Linked DNA regions of Homo sapiens: region 2 is linked to region 1. A link is a contact called in ENCODE Hi-C or POLR2A ChIA-PET data. All regions are on one chromosome and are shown on one strand. The core of a region is the stretch at or near the end of the contact, and the rest is flanking DNA. Distances in the headings are between cores, read along the strand shown. Region 1 overlaps EBF1 (EBF transcription factor 1). Region 2 overlaps EBF1 (EBF transcription factor 1).

What was found. Hi-C counts contacts between places; a loop is a spot of excess contacts on that map. ChIA-PET counts read pairs that join two places held with the same protein, here RNA polymerase II (POLR2A). Pooled maps may share reads with other maps.
Region 2: a loop to region 1 is called in a map with no recorded cell type, with 3 times the contacts of the local background. The contact joins two enhancer-like sites. A Hi-C loop is called at or near these places in 1 of 168 maps with a recorded cell type or tissue (PC-3), 2 of 37 single-sample maps with no recorded cell type and 3 of 50 pooled maps. POLR2A ChIA-PET finds 5 or more read pairs at or near these places in 1 of 52 experiments (activated B cell).

What each region holds. Positions count from the first base shown.
Region 1 is chr5:158,847,104-158,850,143 of GRCh38, reverse strand. The region is part of intron 6 of EBF1 (EBF transcription factor 1); the gene reads left to right. Among named protein-coding and RNA genes, the nearest start is that of EBF1, 250 kb to the left of the region's middle. Within about 2 kb of position 1,328, at least 2 of the 41 ENCODE cell types and tissues checked have a DNase peak (open chromatin) inside an H3K27ac peak, as active enhancers do.
Region 2 is chr5:158,897,244-158,900,654 of GRCh38, reverse strand. All of the region lies in intron 6 of EBF1 (EBF transcription factor 1), which reads left to right. Among named protein-coding and RNA genes, the nearest start is that of EBF1, 200 kb to the left of the region's middle. Within about 2 kb of position 2,079, at least 3 of the 41 ENCODE cell types and tissues checked have a DNase peak (open chromatin) inside an H3K27ac peak, as active enhancers do.

The sequences.
Region 1 (3,040 bases), core at 79-2,578:
GATGGGAAAACAATGGCAGGTTTAACTTGGAGATAAAAATTTCTCAACATCAAAGTTTAAAATATTAAGTAGGAAGTTAAGGACACCAATGGTGTGGAGCCTTCCCAGTTGATACTCATGTATGAATTATGCAATATGAAACTAATAAATGATGTACATTTTACAGAGTGTGAGATGGATAGCTCTTAACTGTTCACATTTGAGTTAAATGGTAAATCTTAGAGCATAGAAACTTTGAGAAAGCCACTCGTAATCTTTAGTTCCTAATTTATTCCTTGTAGAATGGGGCCAACATCCCTAGGTTCTGTGCTGAATGATATTCACTTGAAGTTTTACAATGCAGTTGTTTGTTATTTCATTAAAGTAGTGCCTATTCATAGAAAAGTCAGAAAATATAGAAGAAAGAAATAATCTTTGTGCTATAATTCAAAGCTAACTGCCATTAATATTTGCAGGTAGTTTAAGTCAGCTGTGTATTCAGTGCTTTGCATGTACAGCTGTGCAAGGAGCTGTCAGGAATGGAAAGGCACTATCAGAAGTCCGTGGTGTCTTGCAGGGGCAGACCATTATACAAGCAACTGCAGGCCTTGCAGTGAAGACCAAGTGTGACAAGTGCTGTAACAGAGTGTAGGTGGCAGGGATTAATTCTAGCTCTGGGTATCTGGGAAGGTTTCATGAGCTCAGTACATTTATACCGCACCTGGAGGGATAAGTGGGATGATGGGAAGCTGAGATGGTGTGGGAGTGAGGGAGGCATTTCAGATCCAGGGAGGCAGCCTATGGTGAAGGCAGGAAGGAGATTTCATGTTCAGGGCACAGGATGTAGCTTGGTGTGACTTAGCAAAGAATGCTGAAAAGTGAAGAGTAGGAGAGCATATTATTGGCATTATTAGGGACTTTGAAAGATTCACTGATCTAGCCCCTGCCAGAACAGCCACAACTGATTAATATTTTAAAAGTATTCAATCTTCCTTGGCAATTACTTGAATACTCTATCATCCTAAGAGTCAAAAGTTTTCCTGGGAATTTGAATGTAAAGAGTTGTCTTCTTTTTTACTTTTCTTTTGGAGAAAAACTTGAACCAAAATCATGGTGCTCTTAGTAAAATTGGTATTGAATGAGAAGCATCACTACATATTGGACTCTCTGGAAAGGTCTGTTGGTTGAGTAAGTGAATGAATGTGTGACAACGAACATTTGTACTTTTTGAAGTCTTGAATCATAAGTTGAGCATCCAGGCAGAACTGTATGCCTCAGTTACTGTGGACTTGAACTTCTTGATCTCTCTCTGACATCTGTCACCTCCACAGGGGAAGTTAATATCGAAACCCTCTGAGTCCTTAGAAGGGAAAAGTGAAATTCTAACGTGAGATTCTAAATGAATCTGCTTTAAAATGCTAAACACATATGTACTGAACAAGGAGATATTAACAGCCTTTCATTTTCAACCCCTGGCTTTCTGTCTGCATGAAACACACACAAAAGTAGTGACTGGTGACTATCATAATTACATATAGTATAATTTAATCCTTATGGTGATGTTCATTGACACTTCCCAAGAGACCCAGATTACATTGGTTTTGTTTTGGCCACTGTTCTCCATATTTGGGTTGGTTCTGTTACCAGATCACCCACTGGTCTTTCATTATGGTTAAAATGCATTTGAGGGATCACAAATAGGGTGAGAGTGGTTGGGAGCAAACTCAAAAAATATTAAAATTTATAATTGGCTATAATCTAGTGAAAGTGTTGGCATTTCTAGTGAAATGATTATGCTGGCTTCAGTTGTAATTTTGAATGAATCTGGTGATGATAATAAGAATATAACCAGAATGGTCAATGATCCCACGATATATATATAACATGTAAAGAATATAGTTTAATGGATGTGGGCTTTGGAGTCAAACTGCCTATGTTCAAATCTCAGCTCCACTTGTTACTAGATGGGAAACCTTGGGCAAATTACCTTACCTCTTGGTAGCATTATCTGTAAAATGAGAAAAGAAGTAGAATCTCATAGGACTGTTGTACAGAGTAAACTGATACATGCAAAGCACTCAGGACACGGCCTTACACATGGTGCAGTGCTTGTGTTTGCTGTAGTAACTGCTAAGTTGAGGAGCTGAGGCTCCTTCTGCCTCATTTTTTATGCTTGGCTTTGTGGGGTGGGTCGCTGTTACTGAAGCAAAGTTGCCACCTGCCTGTGCATCCTTTTCAGCCTGGGGAAAGATTTACACCAGTAATCCAGAAGTGCAAGTCCTGATACCTTTGCTCAAAACCTGTCCCTTGGTCTGCAGGAACTCTGTGGCCATGATTCCCAGTAGAAATTTGGTTCCTTGTAATGGAAACAGTTTAAAACAAATGTGTCCTCAGTCTGTCCCCAGTTCCAAGAAGGACAGACGGACACTTGGTTTTGTGATCTGCCTCATTTCTGCCACATTTCAAATCATTAGGATGACTTCAAATATTCGCCCAGGGCCAGAGTTTGCACCTTAATATGTTTTGGCAAGAAACACTTGGCATTTGAGTAATCTGTGTAAAAGAACATCCGTGAGGATAAACATCTTCTCTACCACACATGAACTTAGAATTCTTTCTCTCTTAAATTTCCAGTCAGACATTGCTAGGGGAGTAAGTTGGGCCAGATAGCCAGAAGTCAGTGTTAAGCTACAGCCCCCTTGCTCTAACCTCCCTTCTCTGTGTCATTTCTAAGAAATTGTAATTTTTTCTTTCCCCATTGGCAACTGGTTAGTTGTCCTGTCCTCTACCTATTCACTGTCTCAAGACTTTTTCCTGCCTTTCAGATTTGACTTCTAGTATGAGGAGACCTACGTGGAGTGCGTCCTTTTCCTTAAAACTATTTTTAAATTCTTTCATTGGCTGCTGTGCTATGACAAAACCATTTTGTTTTTTTAAATTCTTGCCACTAATGATGCCCTTCCCTCAAGGGCATACTCTGAGCTCTGAGGTAATGAATGCTTTTCAGGTTGATCATGTTCATCCCTTCAGGCTGAGAACACTTTCCAGAAATGCCCAAGAT
Region 2 (3,411 bases), core at 830-3,329, 50 kb before region 1:
ATAGCTGTCTTAGTTCTCTGCTTCAGGGGATCCTCCCTGCTGAGGCAGTGACTAGGGAGCAAGTCAAGGAAGTAGTTAGGGGTCAGTGGGAAACAGGTGGTAGCTGCCTTGTTGAAAAAAACAGAGTTGTACAAATGCTATCAATTTCCGGGCCTCATGCCCATGTCGTTACCAAATCAGAACTGCCTAGAGAGAAAGAGCCCTCCTCCATCTCCGATGACAGTTCTTTTATCATTTTTCCCTCTTCTGAGCTACCTTTAGTGTTAATCAAAATTTGATTTCATTAGGAAGGAAAAAGTAGTAAAAAGTGATAGAGGAGTGGAGACACAGTATAATTTGTTTTGCACCCTCCACTCCCCTCTCCCACCGCCCAGGTCTCCAGGGAGATGGCCTTGAAGATACATTCACATATGCCTCTTGGATCCAGGCATCTTTGTAAAATATAACCCCAGAGGGAAAAACACAAGAACATCTTCTTAGATAAGAACGTGCCAATTCTTCTGGTTCAAAATGTCTTCACGTGAAAAATTTCCTGCAGCGGTAGGAGGAAGCTCACACACAGGACAAGCATGAGACACATCTGGAGGGAGCCCAAGCCGGGAACCCGAGGGCCTGACCATCTGCCAGAGGGCCAGATGCTGCTGCTGGAAGCCTCTTGCCTCCCAGCTTGTCATCTGGGTTCGATGATGCCATCCAAAAGAGGGCCACAGAGTGGGAGGGCGATGAGCAATCCATCTTCTCCCACCCACGGTTCTTAATTGTGTGATGTAGGGGGTGGTAGGAAGAGAAGAGGGTTAAAAAGTTTGCCCACAAAACCGCACCTTTCTCATGGAAATGGCCATCCTAAAACACATGGCTCTGACCACCCAGAACTTTTAGAATATTCCATTCAATATCTCTTCATTTTCCTTCGGTCTAAATAGAATGGATGAAGAGGCTTGGCTGTGTAGTTGTCAGTGGGAGCTGCCATCTTCTGTCAACTTGGGAGTGTATTAAGAGTTTCTAACCAATTGCATTGGTCGTTACATTATAGGATTTCCTATATTGCAAGTGTTCTTCCCGTTAACAGCTTTGGTGTCTGATTTTGGCCAAAGCAGATCATTGGGATTCAGAGGGACATCCTCTTCTTTTTCCATTGCAGAAACAATCAAGAGTCTGTGCACACGGCACTCATAAAAGGAAAATGATCAAAACCACACACACAAAAAGACTATTAAATTCCAGATGAGATTACTGCTTCCTGTGATTCCCACCATTCGGGAATGCCTTTCTGCTTCGTGATTGCCCACTGACAGACTTACACAAGCAAGATGTAAACATAGTAGGATTATCTCTTACACTATCACATATGTTTTATGCTAAATCATTAGACATCTAGGATGGTTTTAGCCATGGCCTGTTTTCAGTGCCAGTGGTGGTATATTTTTGTACTAGTGTACGTGCTTTAACTCACAAGTAATTGCAATATTTTCTAGGCATATGCAAGGCAGAAACTGTTTTATTTTAAAATGGCACCTGTTGGAATAGTTTAATATGTAATTTTCATTTTCACGTAATTATTCAGATACATTATTGAATAACTTACGCATCTTGTATTCAACAATATGGGGAACAGTATACTGTGTGTCTACAGTCTTGGGCTGCTGATAGTTCCTCTGCATTCATTAGAGGAATGACTGGGGCATCTTGGGCTGAAACCTTGTTATCGCTGCTCTTTGTAAGCAGGTTGTGTTGTCACTGTAGGGAGGGAGGGCTGTTTTAAGCTTCGTTCCCACATTTCTTTTTGCAGGGCTGGTAGGACCACCACCTCAGGCAGTCTTTCACTGCCCTGTAACGTGGATCCTTCCTAAATCTTCACTGTTGGATTGTGTGGCAACTTCTGCCTATTAGAGTTGCATCTGCAATAAAAAAGCGAGGTTCCTGAGAGACAAAAAAGATAATCCCCCGCTTAGTGCGTGGATGACAGCCACACTGAGTGCAGTACTACCAGTGGAAAGTCTGAGGTTTTGAAAATAGCAGAAGTGAAGGAAATGAAAATGTGATGTGAATTTATACCCAACAATTGTTTTCTATATTTCTCAGGCTAACAAATGTCCCAGTTAGAAAAACCTCTGGTACTGGGTAGTTTGGAAAAATAAAAGTTGCATTGCAAAAATAAAAAGAAAGATCCCATTCTAAGGTTAGAGCAAATGTTTGAAGGTGGATAGAACTTCCGATTCTGGTTGGTGGTTTATTACATATGCTTCAGGGACTTGGGCACATTTGACTACAATGAGTAATTTCTGAGAAAGGATAGTGAGGGAGAAGAACTTTTCTGTCAGCGTCAGAAATTCTTAAGTCTGATGTCAAATGATTAGTAATGATGTGGAACAGTTGCCAATGCAAATATTGGTAAAAGGAGAGCACCTGGAGATATCAAAAAAGACCAGGGGCTATTCAGACCCAAGATAGATGTCTCTGGTCTTCAGTAGCTAAGTATATATACTATAATAACAGTGCTGCTTTTGATATTTAAAAAAAATGTTTTAAAGACAAAGGGTAAACTTAAAAGTCATGGTTCTTAAATAGCAAGAGATTAGGGTCTTCTGGGGAACAAAACTCCAACAAAAGATTCCCTTTTACACAGTTTTAGAATCAGCAATGATCTTTCAATGGCAAATAGTGATGGCCAGCATTTGTTGAGCCCTCTAGATGCCTCGCCCAGTACCCTTTGTGCATTGTCTCATTTCCTCCTCACAGCAGTCCAGTGGAGGTAGTATTAATATCCCCATTTTCCACTGTCAAAGCTCACACCACTCTTCACTGTTGGAGACAAGACATAATTCTCCATTTCCAAACTAATCATCTTATAAAAGGAAGAAAAAGTGACTTCACCAAAACAGCTGTGGGGGCAGTGGCACAACTTGAACTTGAAGCTAAGTCTTGTGGCTCTTTTTGCCATTGGATGGTGGCTTCTATGAAATTCTGTTGCTTGTGGTTAATTAGTATCATCAACTTGCACAGTTCATTTCTTAGTCACATATGCATGTTAACTGTCCCTTTCAACTAGATGAGAGCAAGAATGATTTTTTTTTTTAACGTTTAAGTTCAGGGCCACATGTGCAGGATGTGCAGGTTTGTTATATAGGTAAACGTGTGTCATGGGGGTTTGTTGTACAGATTATTTCATCATCCAGGTATTAAGCCTAGTACCCATTAGTTATTTTTCCTCATCCTCTCCCTCCTCCAACCCTCCACCCTCTAGAAGGCCCTAGTGTGTGTTGTTTCCCTCTATGTGTCCATGTGTTCTCATCATTTAGCTTCCACTTGTAAGTGAGAACATGCAGTATTTGGTTTTCTGTTTTGTGTTAGTTTGCTAAGGATAATGGCCTCCAGCTCCATCCATGTCCCGCAAAGGACATGATCTCTTTC